2 separate regions of the Homo sapiens genome follow, and region 2 is linked to region 1. A link is an interaction called in ENCODE POLR2A ChIA-PET data of the cell type or tissue named here. Cell type or tissue: IMR-90. All regions are shown on one strand. Each heading gives the region's core, and the rest is flanking DNA. Links, peaks and the distances in the headings are about the cores only. Region 1 holds the start of LOC124903963 (a long non-coding RNA gene). Region 2 overlaps NLK (nemo like kinase).

Region 1 (2,914 bases), core at 239-2,738:
CTGCTCTTTGGAGAGAACACAGGTTATCAAGTTCATCTCTCTTGACTACTCTTATGATAGCTGATGCCACAGAGCCTATGGGCAAATGCCAGACCCAGGGTTAGACACAAGGACCTGAAGTGACATGACGGCGGGACAGGGGAAATGTGACTTTCTAATTAGGCATTTTATGTTAGTCACAGTCTTGAATGTATAAACAGCACTAAGACTCTCAGGTCAGGTACCTTGGTGATCAGCTACTAGTTCTTCCAGCCCTCATTGAGGTAACAAGATAAAGACAAATCCACTTCTTTGGCCAAATTCAGGCTTTGGCTTTATGACTTTCCCACAGAGACTGGAATGCGTCAGCCTGAGACCACTGGCCTATTTTCTCAGCTGCCCTCTTGAGGTCCTTTAACACTCAAATTCCCAGCTCCCCACTGAGGTGTTGTGATGCTTGCCTTTTGACCTCCCCATCCCCTTTAGTCCCTGCTTACTACTTTGACATTCACATCCTCAGTGTCTCAGTCTTTTTTGCCGAGAAAGCACAGTAGTCTGGGACTGGGCATTTATCTTCTCTGACTGAAAATCTCTCCTTGGTCTTAAGGAAAATACTAACATTGAACTCACTGACATGATCTTAGCTTCTTTAATCAGACTTTGTGACTTAAAAGTTTGGGGGTTTTCTTTGAAAGTTTCCAGCCCTATTCAGAAAGCAACTCTTGGCTGTGTGCATTTTTCAACTCCAAGCAGCCCAGGGGTAAGTAAACAAAGTATGGATGAAGGTCAGATTTTCTTGTCAGTTTCTGAGAAACCTGGCAGCCTGCTGTTAACAACACAGGCCAGTATTGGGTTTTATTGAATTTGGTATGTGACCAAGGTCGGCCTAAAGGATGGCGCAGGTCCTGGGCAGGAAAGAATTTTTCCTTTATCACATAACTGTAATATTTGGTTGCTCAGCATAAGTGATGGAAGCAAACACTAATTTCTAATAAAATTGTGTTAAACTCAATGGTACAGAGCCATGTTTACAGTGAGCAGGCCTTGACCAGCTTGCGGCCATGGGCTGAGTTCCTGTGCTTCTGTTTATCATCTGACCTTGTGTTCTAGCCAGGTCGTAAGCGCGACTGTACTGTTGCCCTGCAACCCCAGCTCCCCCTGGAGGACTAAGGACAAGAATAACAAGGGCTGGAACTGTGATTTAATATTAATTCAAGAAAACTACCTCTAACAATCACTGCAGTGGCGGAGGAAAAGAAATCCTAAGAATTGGGGCAAGATGCAGCACAATTCATCTCTGGCTCTTGGAAATCTGAGAGAAGCTCAGGAAGTAGCTTGACTTAGTCATCAATCCATACCTAAAGCTGCTCCTCAGCCAAATTCCTGCATTTGTGGTCTGGATGCTTGGCAGAGTCATGCTGAGGGCTGGCACACCCATTGCTCCAGGAAACCCGACTGGCTTGCCTCCCTCCTCTCCTGGGCCTAGCGAGGCCAGAAATGGCAATGGTCGGTCAGTGCTAAGAGCCAGGCCACTCCGACCCTGACACTGGCCTCCCTCTCTGCATTTGGCAGAAGGTAAAGTGAACAAGAGTCCAGTCCAGCACCCCCGCCAACTAGCTGAGAGGCACAGTGACCCTAGGAGATGTCCAGCCAGCCTCCAGGCTGAGAGGGAAACAGGCACATGCCCTACCAGGGGGGCAGCTCCCTGGAAGGGCAGCAAAGAAAGCAGTCAAGGGCGCACACTGGGTCAGAAGGGGAGCCTGAGACTCTGGGAGCAGAAATGGCAAGGGTGGCCAAGCGTGCACTGGTTTACTGATCAAACCTCACGTGACAGGCCAGGAAACTCCTCCAGGCCTGTGGCAGCTGAACACAGTTCCTTGGTGGAGAGGTTTACTGGAACATGGTGTAGGCAGGGCTTATGAGGAGGCCAGCCTTGGAGGTGTCCCACATGGGTCTTCTGAAGAAAAGTTATACCACCCCTCCCCACAAAAAGAACCCCACAATCAAATTAAGAGACCCACTGTGGCCCATGATGGGGAGAGAAGAGTTCTGCAGCAATTGTGGGATGAGAGTTGTTCTTCCCGGTGACCAAGCCTGGGCACTTGGGGCCTCAGCTGGCCTACCAGTGAAGGCCTGAGGGTGGTGTCTTCTCATCTTTATTGCTTTCCAGGGAGAAGGGAGGAATCCGAACATCAAAGTGGGAGCCATCAGGTCTTTCAAAGCGGAACGTGCCCCTACAGTCAGAAAGAAGCTGGTTTAGAAGGAGCCAGGGCTGAGGCCTCCTAAGGATCTGGATGGCCCCATGCCCTCAGCTGCCAGCCACAGAGGACATGTGAGCCTGAGCTCTCTTCTATCTCTAGCTCATGACAGGATGACTGGTCCAGAGACCCAAGAGCCCCTCATGGTTATCCATGAAAAGAAAAACACAGCTGCAGTGGCTCACGCCTGAAATCCCAGCATTTTGGGAGGCTGATGCCAGCAGATCACCTGAGGTCACCTGAGGTGGGGAGTTTGAGACCAGCCTGACCAACATGGAGAAACCCCGTCTCCACTAAAAATACAAAATTAGCCGGGCGTGGTGGCGCATGCCTGTAATCCCAGCTACTCGGGAGGCTGAGGCAAGAGAATGGCTTGAACCTGGGAGGCGGAGGTTGCAGTGAGCCAAGATTGTGCCATTGCACTCCAGCCTGGGCAATAAGTGAAACTCCATCTCACAAAAGAAAAAAGGAAAACACAGCTGTCCAGATTCTGGCCTTTAGATACATACTGCATAAGCTAGCCAACTGCATTTTCAGGTAAAGGAGTGAAACACCAAGGGAAAAAACCCAACTATACAAGCAATTCTGCAGCATCAAATCACCAGACCTCTTTAGCCTAAGTCCTCAGTCCACAAATCACAGGGTACTGGGAAACAGGCGGTAATAGAAAATCAGAC
Region 2 (2,914 bases), core at 193-2,692, 180 kb before region 1:
TGACATTTTATTTTACTGTAGCAAAATTACGGTATTTTGAGGTGGGACTAGCTTTTAATAATGTTCATTATGCAGTTATTTAGGGAACAATTTTAAATCCTCTACTGTTTTCTTCCAAGGTTTTTTTTAAATTATTGGTTGAGTAAAAGGAATTAAATATCTGCAATTAAATCTGTTTGTTATTTCAGGTTTGAAATATCTCCATTCAGCTGGCATTTTACATCGAGACATTAAGCCAGGGAATCTCCTTGTGAACAGCAACTGTGTTCTAAAGGTAGCTTTTCAGTTTATTTAAATACCTGGGAAAAATCAGAATGTCAGGGCAGGTTTAAGAACAACATATTTTTGTGAAAGAAAGAAGTTCATTTCCATTACTTTACCAAAAGTTAACCCAGTTTTCTCCATATCACTACTCATAGCCATGGTAATAATTTGTAGTCCTGCCTCATGTTCTTTTCATGATATTTGGCCTATGTTTTAGAAACACTGAAATTGGAATTGTAGTGTAACTAGAAAGAAGAATAGACAAGGTGACTCCTTTACAGCTTGTTCCATTATTAAAAGAAGTGCATATCAGAAGAAATATTAGAACAGCAAGCATCTGTTTATATAAGAGAATGAAGTGTGACTTTTAGGAAGACCATTTACATTTTTACACAGCTAACATATCTATATGCTGTTTGACCAAGGTAGCAAAGTAAGAAGTAGAAACATATTTAAAAGGGATAGTGCTGGCCAGACACGGTGGCTCATGCCTGTAATTCCAGCATTTTGGGAGGCTGAGGCGGGCAGATTGCTTGAGCCCAGGAGTTCAAGACCAGCCTGGGCAATGCAGCAAAACCCCATCTCAATAAAAAATTCAAAAATTAGCTAGGTGTGGTTGCACATGCCTGTAGTTCCAGCTACTCAGAAGGCTGAGATGGGAGGATCACCTGAGCCCAGAGCGTGAAGGCTGCAGTGAGCTGTGATCACACCACTGCACTTCCACCTAGGTGACAGAGTGAGACCCTGTCTCAAAAAAAAAAAAAAAAAAAGTGAAAATGCCAAACCAGAAAAGGGTAATATGCATCTATCCAATGTATTTCCATAATGTATAGTAGCCAATTCTTAATTATTCCTCTGAAGAGGAATTGATTACAGAATTATATTTAGTAGTTCCAAAATTTCAAGTCATCAGTTTCAGTTTTACTTCTCTTCCCTAGTACAGCCATTGTCTTTCATTTAAAAAGGGGCTTGCAAATAGCAAAGTCCACATATTTGTATTTCCCTACCTCTAATACAGATGTGTATTGGCAGAACTCTTGAATAGAGAGAGGTCCACTATATTTTTCCTCATAATAGAAATTGGAAATAAGGGCCTTTAACTGCTATATTTGAAAAGAAAAATAAATTTTTAAAATGTTACCCACTTTAAAAGTAATCAAGACTATCATTATTACTTAGGTTGCTGGCGGTTAAACTAAGTAATAAAACCAAGTGTATAAATAAAATTCATTTTTTATTTTAAATGATTTCTCTGAACTGTAGGTCAGTTCTCTTGAAAAGCTGGTGGATTATACTGCTTATGAATGAAAATTCTCCCTTCATTATAGCCTTGAAGAACCCTCACCCTTATTTTAACTCAAGAAAGATGAAAACCTATTTTTCATATTTTCCCTAAAAATAGCTGATGTTGTAATTCAGTCTTTTGTTTCCACAGAGAAGTTAATTGCCACCAAAATCTACTAAAGTATTCCTTCTATAGGTTATTGAGTTTTTCCTGCCACCTTTTCACTTTTTAAAGAGAACTTGCAACCTATCCCCATAATCGTTTTTTAATTAAAAAAAAAATTTAAACCTTATAGTTAGAAATTTTTTTGTCCTATTCATACCTAATCAATCTTACGACAGTTTAAGCCAATTTCTTCTTATTTTGGTTTTTGATTGGAAGACTTCACACAGGATTTTGTGCAGGACCTGTCATGTTTGATGCCATTAACTGCTTGAAGTTCATTTTCCAAATTGTCCGTTATGGTTTTATAACCTTGGACTGTATGAATGGGCAACTAAAGGAAAATGCCATTTGTGAATACACAACACACAAATCAGAACAAACAAATTTTGCTCCACTCCTTTGACTCATCTTATGGGCCTACTTTTAAAAAGCCAGAATAGAGTCTAGGCTATAGACACTAGTTCTTTCTTCTCAAACATACAAATTCATTGAAGATCATTATAACAAAACATTTTTTAAAAATCAGTATCCTTCCATATCGTGAATGTATTTTGTTTCCTATTAAGCACAAGATGGATAATTTTGCTGGAATTTTTTTAGTTATCTGATCATGTAAGCTTCCTATTTTGGACTCAGGTTGTCTTCCAAATAAGTTGCTAAAAATGACGAAATCATACTGATGTTTTTAATAAGGGATTTGCTTTATAACAGAAGGCCTTTTTTTGTTGGATGGGTGGTTGGTTGGTTTTTCTCATATAAATATGAGAAAAAAATTATGTTCTTTCCTTTTGTTGGTTTGGTTTTTAAAAATATCCTCAAGAGTCATGGCCAAGTAATAGAGTTTTTAAAATATTATATGTTATTTTGGCCGGGCGCAGTGGCTCACGCCTGTAATCCCAGCACTGGGAGGCTGAGGTGGGCAGATCACTTGAGGCCAGGAACTTGAGACCAGCCTGGCCAACATGGCAAAACCCTGTCTCTACTAAAAATACAAAAATTAGCCAGGCGTGGTGGCGCATGCCACTAGTCCCAGCTGCTCAGGAGGCAGAGACACGAGAATCACTTGAACCTGAGAGGCAGACGTTGCAGTGAGCCGACATCATGTCAGTGCACTTCAGTCTGGGTGACAGAGTGAGACTGTCTCAAAAAATATATATATATATATGTTATTTGAACATATTTGATGAACTCGGGCTTTTG

The links. Peaks named below come from ENCODE experiments on the same cell type or tissue, not always from the same donor. Only the 100,000 strongest peaks of a DNase experiment are listed, where the experiment ranks them.
Region 2: POLR2A ChIA-PET joins it to region 1 with 11 read pairs; 5 of 35 experiments call an interaction of 5 or more read pairs at or near these places.

The regions. Positions count from the first base shown.
Region 1 is chr17:28,346,019-28,348,932 of GRCh38, forward strand. TNFAIP1 (TNF alpha induced protein 1) reads left to right here. Exons shown (of 7, transcript NM_021137.5): 7 at 1-991. It overlaps POLDIP2 (DNA polymerase delta interacting protein 2), which reads right to left. Exons shown (of 11, transcript NM_015584.5): 11 at 615-2,213. The coding sequence ends at 2,099. LOC124903963 (a long non-coding RNA gene) reads left to right here and starts at 2,212. Exons shown (of 2, transcript XR_007065687.1): 1 at 2,212-2,311. In IMR-90, for the core only: a CTCF peak has its summit at 1,138 (motif pointing left); a DNase peak (open chromatin) is centred at 1,363; H3K27ac peaks cover 1,383 bases.
Region 2 is chr17:28,163,355-28,166,268 of GRCh38, forward strand. It overlaps NLK (nemo like kinase), which reads left to right. Exons shown (of 11, transcript NM_016231.5): 5 at 189-274. Among named protein-coding and RNA genes, the nearest start is that of NLK, 120 kb to the left of the region's middle. In IMR-90, for the core only: no CTCF peak of the experiment used is centred there; no DNase peak of the experiment used is centred there; H3K27ac peaks cover 52 bases.